Regions from separate parts of the Homo sapiens genome. Here regions 2 and 3 are each linked to region 1. A link is an interaction called in ENCODE POLR2A ChIA-PET data of the cell type or tissue named here. Cell type or tissue: Caco-2. All regions are shown on one strand. Each heading gives the region's core, and the rest is flanking DNA. Links, peaks and the distances in the headings are about the cores only.

Region 1 (4,400 bases), core at 220-4,219:
ACAAAATGTATTAAAATTGGCCAGGCACGGTGGCTTATGCCTGTAATCCCAGCACTTTGGGAGGCTGAGGCAGGTGGATCACCTGATGTCAGGAGTTTGAGACCATCCTGGCCAACATGGTGAAACCCTATCTACTGAAAATACAAAAATTAGCTGGGCATGGTGGTGCATGCCTGTAATCCCAGCTACGTGGGAGGCTGAGGCAGGAGAATCGCTTGAACCTGGGAGGCAGAGGTTGCAGTGAGCCGAGACCATGCCATTGCATGCCAGCCTGGGTGACAAGACTGAAACTCTGTCTCAAAAAAAAGAAGAAAAAATAAAAAATAAAAATAAAAATAAAATATATTAAAATTGTTTCTACCCATTTCTTCTTTCTTCCTCCTCCGTCTCCCCCTCCTCCCCCTCCTCCTCCTTTTCCTCCTCCTCCTTCTTCTTTTCTTCTTCATATTATTATAAGACTGGGTCTCATTATGTTGCCCAGGGTAGATTCAAACTCCTAGGCTCAAGCCATCCTCCTACCTCATCCTCCTGAGAAACTCTGAGACTACAGGCTCACACCACTGCATACGGCTCACCCATTTCTTTTTACCCTTTTAAAATATAGCTACTAGAAAATATAATAGTACATATGGATCTAAATATAATAAAATAGGCCAGGCACAGTGGCTCATGCCTATAGTCCTAGCTACTCAGGAGGCTGAGGCAAGAGGACTGCTTGGGCCCAGGAGTTCGAGGTGGAAATGAGATATGAATGTGCCACTGCACTCCAGCCTGGGTGACAGAACAAGACACTGTCTCAGAAATATATATCTAGTATTATTAAATAAGTAACAAAATAAAAATATATATAATAAATTATAATAGAAATAAACTAAAAATATAAAATATATTAAATTATTTCCATACATTTCCTTTTACTTTTTAAAATCTGGCTACTAGAAAATTTTAGCATTACAGACATGGCTCACATTACTTCTTTTTTTTTTTTTTTTTTGAGACAGAGTCTCACTCTGCCACCCAGGCTGGTACAGTACATTTGGGGCAAGCGTAGCTCACTGCAACCTCTATCTCCTGGGCTCAGCCTCCTGAGTAGCTGGGACTACAGGTGTGCACCACCACACCTGGCTAATTTTTGTATTTTTTTGTAGAGACAGGGTCTCACTATGTTGCCCATGCTGGTCTCAAATCCCTGGATTCAAGCAATCCACCTGCCTCTGCCTCCCAAAATGTTGGGATTACAGGCATGAGCCACCGCGCCCGGCTGCACGTTACATGTCTAATGGGAGCGCTAGCCACATCTTCCTGAGTTGTTCTCCTTCTTCTCATTCAGATCTTTACTTTGTCATCACCTCCCCAGTGGGGTCTTTCCTAACCATGCAGAATCTATGCACTTAGCCCCTGTCCCACTGTCCTGTCCCATTGCTTATTACCACCTGCCATTTTGGGGTTCTTTGTTGTTCGTCTCTCCACTAGAACATAAGCACTTTCTCAATGAAGTGTCTGCTCTCTTGTTCACGCAGCCTGCTAAGTGTTAGAACAGTGTCAGCCTCCTGGTTTTCACTCATAAATATTCGTTGCATCAACTCATCCTGATCATTTCTTATGAAAATTTTCAAGAATTATACAAAACAAACTATAAGTGTACACATACAGCCAATTCAAGGTCTCAGGACTATTTAACTTGAAATTCAACATTGAGAGACAGCATCCTTTTCTACTTTGGATTCCACAGAATTTGATCTAATTATGTTTAATTTGCCACCCAGCCTCCCTGAAAAGTGGATGCACAGGATGGGATGGAAGAAAAGAAAGATACAGTTTGGATTTATGTAGGAAGCATGTTTGCCTGCAGCTTGATAAAAGATCATGGCCTGAACCAAAAAAAAAAAAAAAAAAAAAAATCAATCAATCATTCCTTTCTTGATGGCCATTTTAAATATTTAGCTGAAATTGTCCTCATCTGGGTGTCAGCTGTTTTCTCTGCAAACACCCATCACCCTTGTGGTCACACACAATGCTGGGATGGCGGGGGGAGCCCCAGCTGCAGGACACCTCTTGTGTTTTCAATTTAAAGCCTCTGGGTTGATAGTTCACATTAACATGGAAAGAAATATACAACTTACGAGTTGGGAAAGCAGTTTTTACTCATAAAACCCTTTGATAGTTTAGCCATCTGGTCAGAGTGAAGGCCCCCATAAAAGAGACCCAAATAAGGTTAAAGGGCACAGTCTCTGAGGGTCAAGGAAGCCTACCAGAGTTTGCTCTAGTGGACTCTGCTAAAAGGATGCCTGACAAATTATTGTGCATTCCATAGCTTTTTGCGTAAGTATTTGATTACAGTGGACAGGAATGTTGTTGATATTTTCAACCTTGAGTTGGGGAGGAGGGGAGGCCGGACCTCTGCTTTTCAGACGCTCATAGTCCCTGCCCGTGTGGGGAGACGTGCTCTAAGCATTTTATCAAATGGTGTTTGTTCTGCTCTGGGCTCTATCTGTTCATTCGAAGTCTCTTGGCTTTGGCAATGGTGTGAAGAGATAGTTTCCTCTGTCTTGCGGAGAAAAAAAAACACACAAAAAACCACGTTGCATTTCTCTGACTCGCCAGGAAAGCCCCTCTGCTGTTTTTCTTGCTGTTTAGCAATAAAATCGGAAAGGAGACCACAATACTTGGAGCTCTGTGCTATTTCCGGTGTGAATGTCAACAGAACTCAGCATATTTATGGCTTTATTTCTCAGAGGGGATCACAGACAGAAGGGAATCTGAAGTGACTAAGCGCCACGTTCTTTGGCGGCCTGGACAAAAGCAGAGGAAATCACTTGATTTTATGGAGTCTTTGATAACACAAGTACAGTAAGTAAATGGCAGGTCTTTGAGCAGCTCTAGTACACATCTTAGATTTCTACAAAGTTCCAAGAAGGCAGCTCTTTCACTTGAAATTCAGAAGAATGAAGACATGATCTGAACACACTTCTTGGCGTGGCTTCGGAAGATGTTGTTTGTTATGCCTTAAGGAGAGGGACTGTTTCATTCTGGTAAAAGACACCATACCTGTGAAGGCTTTGTAGCTCTTTTTGCATAAGACTTTGTTGTAGGCCAGGCATGGTGGCTCACACCTGTAATCCCAGCACTTTGGGACGCTGAGGCAGGCGGATCACTTGAGGTCAGGAGTTTGAGACCAGCCTGGCCAACATGGTGAAACCTTGTCTCTACTAAAAATACAAAAACAAGCCCGGTGTGGTGGTGCACGCCTGTAATTCCAGCTACTCGGGAGGTTGAGGCAGCAGAATTGCTTGAACCCGGGAGGTGGAGGTTGCAGTGAGCTGAGATTGTACCACTCCACTCCAGCCTGGGTGACAGAGAGAGACTCTGTCTCAAAAAAAAAAAAAGAGAGAGAGAGAATATGATATTGGTTGCAGTGGCAGCTGTCCTGGGACAATGAAGTAAGACATCAGTGAAGTGCTGAGGAAGGTCATGTGGAGGATAGGACGTGCCCCTGTCCTGGATGACACTGTTGAATCTTTTGGAGATGCAAGATTTTTGTTTTCTGAGACAATTAAACGTCTTTGTCCAAGCCATATTGTGTTACCTTTGTGCACAAATGCATCCTACATGACATATCACATTACAGAAAATATCAGAGGCTAGTAGGTTTTAGAAGTTATAGGATTGGGAAAGTAGTTTTTTACTTTTACCAAATTAAACAAATTAATGCTTGAGAAAATGCTTTGCAAAATGCAAACCTATAGAATCTATGCATACACTATCCATTCCATCAGTCAACAAAAAGTTATTGAGCCCCAAATCAGTTAGGATTAGGTCTGGCTAGGAAAGATAGAAAACTTAAAGTAACAGTGGTTTAAACACAGAGAGAAGTTTATTTTTCTTGCATATCTATAGGCAGTACAGAGCCAATATGGTGATTTCATGATTATCAGGAACTGGGGCTCGTTCTATCTGTTCTACTATTCTCAACTTGTAGTTTTCACTGTGGTTCAATATGGAAGCATGAGCTCCGGAGAGCACGTCAACATTTACCTAGCAGTAAAGAGGAGGGGCAGCAGATAGACCCCACTCCTTCCCTAAGGCTGTTATTGGGAAGTCGCCTGTGACACATGCATTTACATCTCATTTTTCAGAACAGTCACATGACCATACCTAGTTGTAAGGGAAGCTGGGAAATGTAGTCTTTATTCTGGACAGCAAAGAATCCTGTTAACAGTAAGGGTTTCTGTTTATAGGGAAGAAAAGAATGGCTAACTAAGGTAAAGGGCAGCCTCTCCCATAGGTTCCCACCATGTGCCATTTATGAAACACTGACGGCAGAGCATATTAATACGTCAGCTTTGCTATGGTTTGGCTGTGTCCCCACCCAAATTTCATCTTGAATTCCCACGCGTTGT
Region 2 (4,400 bases), core at 128-4,127, 380 kb before region 1:
ATCTTTGCACAGCCCTAAAACAAATACACCAAAGTCCAGTGGGAGCAGAGGAGTGGGCAACGGGCATTAAAGCCTCCAGAGATGCCAACAGGAGCATCAGGGGCCTCAGGCAGGACTTGCTTCTCAGATCATCAGCATCTGGAGCTTGCTCAAATTTGAATTCCGCTGGGTGCGGTGGTTACGCCTGTAACCCCAGCACTTTAGGAGGCTGAGGCAGAGAGATCACTTAAGCTCAGGAGTTTGAGACCAGCCTGGCTAACATGGGGAAAACCCTGTCTCTACTAAAAATACAAAAATTTGCCAGGCATGGTGGCGCACTTCTGTAATCCCAACTACTTGGGAAGCTGAGGCATGAGAATCGCTTGAACCCGGAAGGTGGAGGTTGCAGTGAGCCGAGATCATACCACTGCACTCCAGCCTGGGCGACAGAGCAAAAAAAAAAGGCCTGGCACGGTGGCTCACGCCTGTAGTCCCAGCACTATGGGAGGCTGAAGGATCACTTGAGGTCAGGAGCTCAAATAAAATAAAATAAATTTGAATTCCATCAAATACCCACAGGTTACTGGTTCCAAGTCCATAGCTACCAAAAATATGGCCCTCTCTGACATCGCTATTCCACAGTATCATTCCCAAAGGGAAAAACAGACTAAACCTGCCAAGCCACAGAAAGAAGAAATGATGATAAACCTGAAATTGTCACTTACTATGGCACAAGTCCAAGTAGATCAGGACAATCACCCAAACCTACCCTCCCTCCCCCTCTCTCTTTCTGCACACAATTCCCATCTCAGAAGGTAGCCAGGGGTGTACAACATTTTTCACTCCTAAAAAGCCTGGTTCAAATGTCAACAGTCACGGATGAACTGGGTTTTATAGCTTGAGCTATTCCACAAACACCCTGCAGGCTGGAAGGAGGAGTCTCCCAGGTGACAAATTCCACTGCCCAAAAAAGGGAGAAAGAAGCACCAGGACACAGAAGATGACACTCAAGCGTTCTTCCATTTGTGAACTTTGGGAAAGATGTTCATTGTGCCATCCCCCAACCGCCAGGAACCGCAGGCTCACTGATACTTGCAAATTGGTCCAGAACTTTAGGAGCCCCATTCTTCCTAAAATGGGTTAAAAAAAAAATTGGGATTCCTCCCAATGTTGGTACAAGAGTTAAATGTTTAAAAAAAAAAAAAAATTCTGGGAAGCACTCTGGCCATAGTTACCATGAGCCTTATGCTCATTTAAAGCCGGGCATGGTGGCACACGCCTGTAGTCCTGACTACTCAGGAGGCTGAGGTGGGAGGATGGCTCATACCCACGAGTTCAGGGCTGCAGTGAGCCATGATTGCACCTATCAAGAGCCGCTGCACTACTCCAGCCTGGGCAACATAGCAAGACCCCATCTCTAAAAATAAAATACTCATTCAATTTGACCCACAAGATATACTGACTGCCTACTTGGGGCTTCACAACAGCCCCACTGTGGGGGTTCCATGGCACAGATCTGGAGGCACAGCAAGCATAAGTAACTGCCCAAGTGTGGAGCTGGATCCCGGGAGTAAGTCACACACTATACTGTGTCACACAAGCCTCCTCCCTAGGGGCCTGGGGCTGTCTTGTTAGCACTAATATCACAGTGTTAGTCTACTCAAAAGTATCTCTTGAATTCATAAACCCAATCACGCCACTTCTAGAATTATAAGGTGTAAGGATGTTCATTGCAAAATACTTATAAATATCATTGCTAAAAATTAGGAATAACCTAAGTTCCTACAGTATGAGAAGTTCCAATTATGAGAATAGTTAGGATATTAGGGTATATGCATAGGTAGCAATTCTTAAAGAATGCTTTCAATAATATTCAAGATGATTAGAAAACAGAAATGATAAAATAGTAAGTGAAAAAAGGAGGATACAAACTATATCAATAGGAAAATTCACGTTTTAAAAAGTAAATTAAAAGATATTGAAAGGTGGCCGGGCGCTGTGGCTCACACCTAAAATCCCAGCACTCTGGGAGATGGAGCCGGGAAGATCGTGCCACTGCACTCCAACCTGAGTGACAGAGCAAAACAAAAACAAACAAACAACACCTCAACAACAAAAAGAAAAACAGACAAAGTGAAAATGGATAAAGGATATGGATAGACATTTTTCCAAAGAAGATAAACAAATGGCCAATAAGCATACGAAAAGACGCTCAACATCAGGGGCCATCCGGAAAATACAAATCAAAACCACAATGAGATACCGCTCCACACTGACTAGAACGTCCAGAATCCAAACAACTGACAGTAACAAGGATTGACCGAGATGTGGAGAAACGGAAACTGTCATACGTTGCTGGTAGATACGTAAAATAGCGCAGCCACTTTTGGAAAACAGACAGACAGCTCCTCAAAAGGTTAACTATAGAGTCACCATATGACATTGCCAACCCACTCCTAGGTATATACCCAAGAGAAACAGAAATCTACACCCACTCAAATACTTGTACACAATTGTCCATAGCAGCATTATCTATATAGACAAAAAAAAAAATCCAAATGTGCATTAATTGATGAATGGATAAATAAAATGTAATATATCCATAAACAGATTATTATTCAGTGATAAAAAGGAATGAAGCATTGATGAGTGAATATGCATGGATGAATCTTGAAAACATCACACTAAGTAAAACAGGCCAATCACAAAAGGCCACCTATTGTATGGTTCCAGATGTTTGGAGTGTCTGTCATAGGCAAATCTATAGAGGTAGAAAGTAGATTAGTGGGTGCTTTAGGGCTGGAGGAATGAGGAAGACAAGGGAGTACAGCAGGAAAGTGGGTATAGAATTTCCTTTGGGGTGATAAAAATATCCTAATTTGATTGTGATGATGGTTGCAAAAAAAAAAAAAAATCCCAAAATATACTAACTATATTAAGAAGCCATACTCACCAACGCAGTGACTCACGCCTGTAATCCCAACACTGTGGGAGGCCAAGGCCAGTGGATCACCTGAGGTCAGGAGTTCAAGACCAGCTTGGCCAACATGGTGAAACCCCATCTCTACTAAAAATACAAAAAATTAGCCGGGCATGGTGGTGGGTGCCTGTAATCCCAGCTATTCAGGAGGCTGAGGCAGGAGAATCGCTCGAACCCCAGAGTGGGTGGTTGTAGTGAGCCGAGATCACGCCACTGCACTCCAGCCTGGGCAAAAGAGTGAGACTGTATCTCGGGGAAAAAAATAAAATAAAAAAGTCATACTTTAAATAGGTAGACTGTATGGAATGTGGAGTTTATCTTAATTAAGATCTTAATTATTTACATCTTTTTTAAAGTATGTGGTTTAAATGGGACCTTGTGCCCTGTTATGCTGGCCTTTTGAGTTACAAAACAAAATCTCTAACTTTCCTAATTCAGACTATACCTCAAGTCCAAGGCTATTCTTTTTAGAGGAAAGGCGTTTCTTTCTTGTATTTGAAAATGTGTTTCCCAGCAGCCCTGCATCATCCTGGCTCCTGTCTGCCCTGACACATTGCTTCCTTAGAAAACGCCTAATTCCAGCACAGAGAAAACAAGCAGGGCCTCCCCATGCCTTGCTGCACCTGCCCAGGTTTACCTCATCGGGGCTGGATGCCTGGTATACGCGGCAGGAGTCTTCGTACTGCTTCTCGGCCTCAGCCTGATCAGTCACACCGTTGGACTCATACACGGGAGTCACGTTGTGGCAGAGCGCGATGGCCTTCACGGCTTCGTGCACGCGGCTGCTCATGGTCCGCCGGACCTTAGTGGTGAGCGTTGGGCCCTTCTGAGCCGGTGGGTCCTGGGATTGCTACAGGAAGGAGAAATGAACAAGGAAGATGACCAGAGGCAGGAATGATTTGGAGAGTGGAAGAACAGCCGTGCAGCTATTGTTTCTTTTTTCTACTGTTCCAACACACAGAACCCTTAGATATATCTACAATGATGCTGCAAATAAATGACATGCAATTTTCAGGGTTTGTCATTTATGCTCGGCAAAAAAAAAAGAAAAAGAGACAGAGGAAAAAAAATACAATTTAATGAACGAGAACGATTCTACCTGCAGATTGAGTGAATCTATCCTCCCTGGGGTGGTGTCGGGGGCTTTTGACAGAATGAGGACCCCACTGCACTGAAAGGGATCCCGGTAGTTCAGAGCAGGGCTTCCCCACTTGGGTACTCCTATGTTGGGGGACATTATATAGGGTGTTCAGCAGCATCCCTGTCCTCCAGCCACCAGATGCGCTGGACGCCAGCAGCACTCCCCTAGTTGTGACAAGATATGTCACCAAATGTCCAATAGAGGCCAAAATCACCCTCGGCTTAGAACCACTGTTTAAGCTCACAATCTTCTTGGTTTACAACAGAAGGCAACAACCTCATCTGGTACCGTATGCAAGTA
Region 3 (4,400 bases), core at 128-4,127, 370 kb before region 1:
AAACTGAACTTTGTATCTGTTTTCTGTGGATGCAGAAAGTAAGAAGAACGCTCTCTGGCAGTCAGTACTGATGAACTGAGTGCATCCTGTGTATATATGTTGTGTGTAGAAAAATAAATCACAAACTCACACGCTCATAAAAAAAACAACTCAGTAAATGAAAAATGACAGTTCACAGACCAAAGTATGTGGAATAATCCCAATTATGGTTTGAGACTGTCTTGCTCTGTCATCCAGGCTGGGTGCAGTGGCATGATCTCAGCTCACTGCAACCTCTACCTCCTGGGTTCAAGCAAGTCTCCTGCCTCAGCCTCCAGAGTAGCTGGGATTACAGGCATGAGCTACCACGCCCAGCAGGAAAAGTTTTCCAAGTACCTTCCATCTATATATATTGATCTTTGTATAAATATTGTATTGTACTACTGAACATTACAAAACAAGAAAAAAAATTCTAAAATCCTATGATAAAAATGAAAAACAGGGCTGGCTGCAGTGGCTCATGCCTGTAATCCCAGCACTTTGAGAGGCTGAGGTGGGCTAATTGCTGGAGCCCAGGAGTTCGAGACCAGCCTGGGCAAATGGTAACACCCCCTCTCTCTACAAAAAATACAAAAATTAGCCAGGTATGGTGACGCATGCCTGTGGTCCCAGCTACTTGGGAGGCTGGGGTGGGAAGATCACCTGAGCCTGAGGGGTCAAGGCTACAGTGAGCTGTGATGGCACCACTGCACCGTAGTCTGGGTAAGAGAGTATAAGACTCTGTCTCAAAAAAATAAAAATAAAAATAAATAAGAAAACAAAATGAAAAATAGCATTTCTCACACAATTAGCTAATATCTCAAAATAACATATACTTGGGGTAAGGAACACTGAGAATTATAGATTTAAACTTAAATTTCTTTTTTTTTTCCTTTTGAGAGGAGTCTCCCTCTGTCACCCAGGTTGGAGTGCAGTGACGCGATCTCAGCTCACTTCAACCTCCACCTGCCGGGTTCAAGCTATTCTTCTGCCTCAGCCTCCTGAGTAGCTGGGATTACAGGTGCCCGCCACCACCCCCGGCTAATTTTTTTTTTTTTTTTTGTATTTTTAGTAGAGACGGGGTTTCACCATGTTGGTCAGGCTGGTCTCAAACTCCTGATCTCGTGATCTGCCCGCCTCGGCCTCCCAAAGTGCTGGGATTACAGGCGTGAGCCACCACACCCAGCCTAAACTTAAATTTTAAATCATCATACCTGTTATTCAGCTACAAAGAGGAATAAAGTACATACACCTGCTACAACCGGAAGAACCTTGCAAATACTCTGCTAAACGGAAGACCGGCCAGACACAAAAGGTCACATATTGTTTGATTCTATTTATAGGCAATGTTCAGAATAGGCAAATCCAGAGACAGAAAGTAGACTGACAGCTGGGGGGATAGAGCAGGGGGGTTTGGGAACTCAAGGGATGTGGGCTTTCTTTTTAGGGTTGATAAAAATGTTCTAAAATTAGACAGTACCAATGTTTGCACAGTATTGTGAACATATTAAAAACTACAGAATCATATGCTTAAAAGAGCAAATTTTATGGTTTTTAAATTGTATCCCCTTTTTCCATTAAAAGTACTAGTAAATTGCCAGGCGTGGTGGTTCAAGCCTGTAATCCCAGCACTTTGGGAGGCCGAGGCAGGCAGATCATCTGAAATCAGGAGTTCGAGGCCAGCCTGGCCAACATGGTGAAACCCCGTCTCTACCAAAAATACAAAAAAAAAATTAGCCAGGTGTGTTGGCACATGCCTGTGATCCCAGCTACTCGGGAGGCTGAGGCAGGAGAATCTCTTGAACCCGGGAGGCAGAGTTTGTGGTAAGCCAAGATAGCACCACTACACTCCAGGATGGGGCGACAGAGTGAGACTTCGTCTCAAAAAAAAAAAAAAAAAGTACCAGTAAATGAATAACCCAGGGGAAAAACCATCACAAGTCCTTAGCTGGTTATAGTTTTCTCTCCTAATGTGTTGGCCATTTTCTTACTGTTTACTTGGCCTTGTATTAATAATCTGAAGCTTTCCTGCAGGAATCTTTTAAAACCACCTGCTCTCTTTATGAGTCCAGTTTAGTTCAACCACATCCTTAGAACAAGTCACCTGGACACTCATAAACTGCGGCCTACATTTCAACACTGGGAAAATAAACAACTGTGGAATTCCAGCCCCTTCCGCAGGACACCTCAAGGACCGGACCTGACAAGTACCTGTCTGATACATGGAGTGAGGGCCCCTGGGTCAACCTCAATAGTATTAGTAAGATTTTAATTTTGCATTAATTTTGGAGATGGAACTGAAATGTAAAGAGTCGCTTCCTGTACCCCAGTGGGTCATCTTGCAAACTCTTCCTTGGAGTCCACAGGTTTAGATACCCATGCTCTGAACAGGGATGAACCTCAGTTTCACAGCAGCTGTTCTCCAATGCTACTGTACTCTGGAAACACCTGGTTCACCTGTTAAAACTGCAGGTCTGGGCACCACTCCTTGTGCTCCTGACTCTGGCCCAAGTGATCTAGCCCAGGGGTTCCAAAGGCTGTACTTTACGAAACACTGGGCCAGGCATGGTGACTCACGTCTGTAATCCCAGCACTTTGGGAAGCCAAGGCGGACAGATCACCTGAGGTCAGGAGTTTGAGACCAGCCAGGCCAACATGGTGAAACCCCGTCTCTACTAAAAATATAAAAATTAGCCGGGCGTGGTGGCAGGTGCCTGTAATCCCAGCTACTAGGAAGGCTGAGGCAGAGAATTGCTTGAACCCGGGAGGTGGAGGTTGCAGTGAGCCGAGATCGCACCCCTGTACCTCAGCCTGGGCAACAGAGTGAGACTGTGTCTTAAAAAAAAAAAAAAAAGAAAGAAAGAAAAAGAAGAAAGAACCACTGGTATAAGAACCCCTTACGAAGCTCTAAGGTGGGAGGCGTGACTGCAGTGGGAGCAGGGGTGATGTGCATATTTGGGATGGTTCCACAGCTGCAAATTTACTAAAGTCACCACACTGTGTATTCAACATGGCTGAACTTTCAGGTATGTAAATCATCCCTCGATAAAACTGGTTTTAAAAAAGCATGCAAAAGCTTCCATATGTCCCATCACACACGTGGTCCTGTGCTTATGCCAGGATGTTTAGACATCACGAGAGAAAGATGCACACACTCTCACTTGGGTAGATCTGTACTGGAATTGTGAGTTCACCCCAGCCTCGCACAGCTAACCCTAACCCCACAACACACAGCTGTGTCAGACTCAAGGCCGGGATGGGCAAACTGATTTATGAGCTTCCCCTAAGGAAGGAGTATGAGGTGAGGTTCACGGTAAGAAGTGTGGTTTTCTGAATTTCAACACTTTACAAAGAGTGTTATCTGTGCTAAGCCAAAAATGAACCATAAAAGCTAAAATACACAAATATCCTGAGAGGGGACGGCTTCCGTAAACACCAGGAGCTCTTAAAAATACCAGCAACATGGCATGGGTGTAACTCCCACCGGATGTACACACCACCACCTGTGAAGCTGTCTAATATAACCATCAAGAGTCAACACGACTGAGAAGGGGCTGCGAGTGATACAGACATGTAGCTGGGTGCTGATATGCATGACAATCCAATCAATGAGCCCCCCAAGAAGGAGCCTGGTGGGCATTTGGGGTTGGTGGCTCCGAGGGAAGGGTCTAATTTGAGACACAGAAATAAGGCAGCTCACCCTGCCTGGAAGGCTGAAACATGGGAAAGGGGAGGGGATGAAGACCAAGGCTAGATCCCACTGCAAGTCTCAGACTCCACCACAGAGCTGATGGTACCGAGAGGCTCCTGAGAGGACAGCAAGAAGGAAAGCCGGGCAGCTACTGTGCAGGGGGTCACGGCAGACAGGCGAGGAAGGGGGTCACCTTGCTGAGTGAGTGAGAAGGGATGAAGACAAAAGGCCAAAGGTGGCTGGGCGCAGTGCATCATGCCTGTAATCCCAACACTTTGGGAAGCCTTTGGGAGGTGAGGCGATCACTTGAGCCCAGGAGTTCAAGTCCAGCCTGGGCAACACAGTGAGACCTCGTCTCTATAAAAAATAAACCAAATTAGCCAGGTGTGGTGGTGCATACCCAGTGCACACTTGTAGTCCGAGCTACTTGGGAGGCTGAGATGGGAGGATTGCTTGAGCCCAGAAGTTTGAGGCTGCAGTGAGCTGTGATTGCACCACTGCACTCCAGCCTGGGTGACAGAGTGAGACCCTGTTACAAAAGAAGGAAGGGAGGTGGGGGGGGGGGGGGGCGGAAGGGCTGGGAGTGGGCGAGGGGCTGGGGGAGGGGAGGGAGGGTAAGGAAAGGAAGGGAAGAAAGGGAGAAGGAAAAAAAAAAAAAAGGCCGAAGGGGTGATCTAGTGATCGGGTGGGA

What was found. ChIA-PET counts read pairs that join two places held together with the same protein. Peaks named below come from ENCODE experiments on the same cell type or tissue, not always from the same donor. Only the 100,000 strongest peaks of a DNase experiment are listed, where the experiment ranks them.
Region 2: POLR2A ChIA-PET joins it to region 1 with 11 read pairs; 3 of 35 experiments call an interaction of 5 or more read pairs at or near these places.
Region 3: POLR2A ChIA-PET joins it to region 1 with 10 read pairs; 3 of 35 experiments call an interaction of 5 or more read pairs at or near these places.

The regions. Positions count from the first base shown.
Region 1 is chr20:52,029,392-52,033,791 of GRCh38, forward strand. No RefSeq gene overlaps it. Among named protein-coding and RNA genes, the nearest start is that of ZFP64, 160 kb to the right of the region's middle. In Caco-2, for the core only: no CTCF peak of the experiment used is centred there; DNase peaks (open chromatin) are centred at 2,020, 2,400, 2,780 and 4,080; H3K4me3 peaks cover 487 bases.
Region 2 is chr20:51,653,342-51,657,741 of GRCh38, forward strand. ATP9A (ATPase phospholipid transporting 9A (putative)) reads right to left here. Exons shown (of 28, transcript NM_006045.3): 14 at 3,597-3,809. Among named protein-coding and RNA genes, the nearest start is that of NFATC2, 110 kb to the left of the region's middle. In Caco-2, for the core only: no CTCF peak of the experiment used is centred there; no DNase peak of the experiment used is centred there.
Region 3 is chr20:51,663,824-51,668,223 of GRCh38, forward strand. The region is part of intron 13 of ATP9A (ATPase phospholipid transporting 9A (putative)); the gene reads right to left. Among named protein-coding and RNA genes, the nearest start is that of ATP9A, 100 kb to the right of the region's middle. In Caco-2, for the core only: no CTCF peak of the experiment used is centred there; DNase peaks (open chromatin) are centred at 2,178, 2,568, 3,468 and 3,826.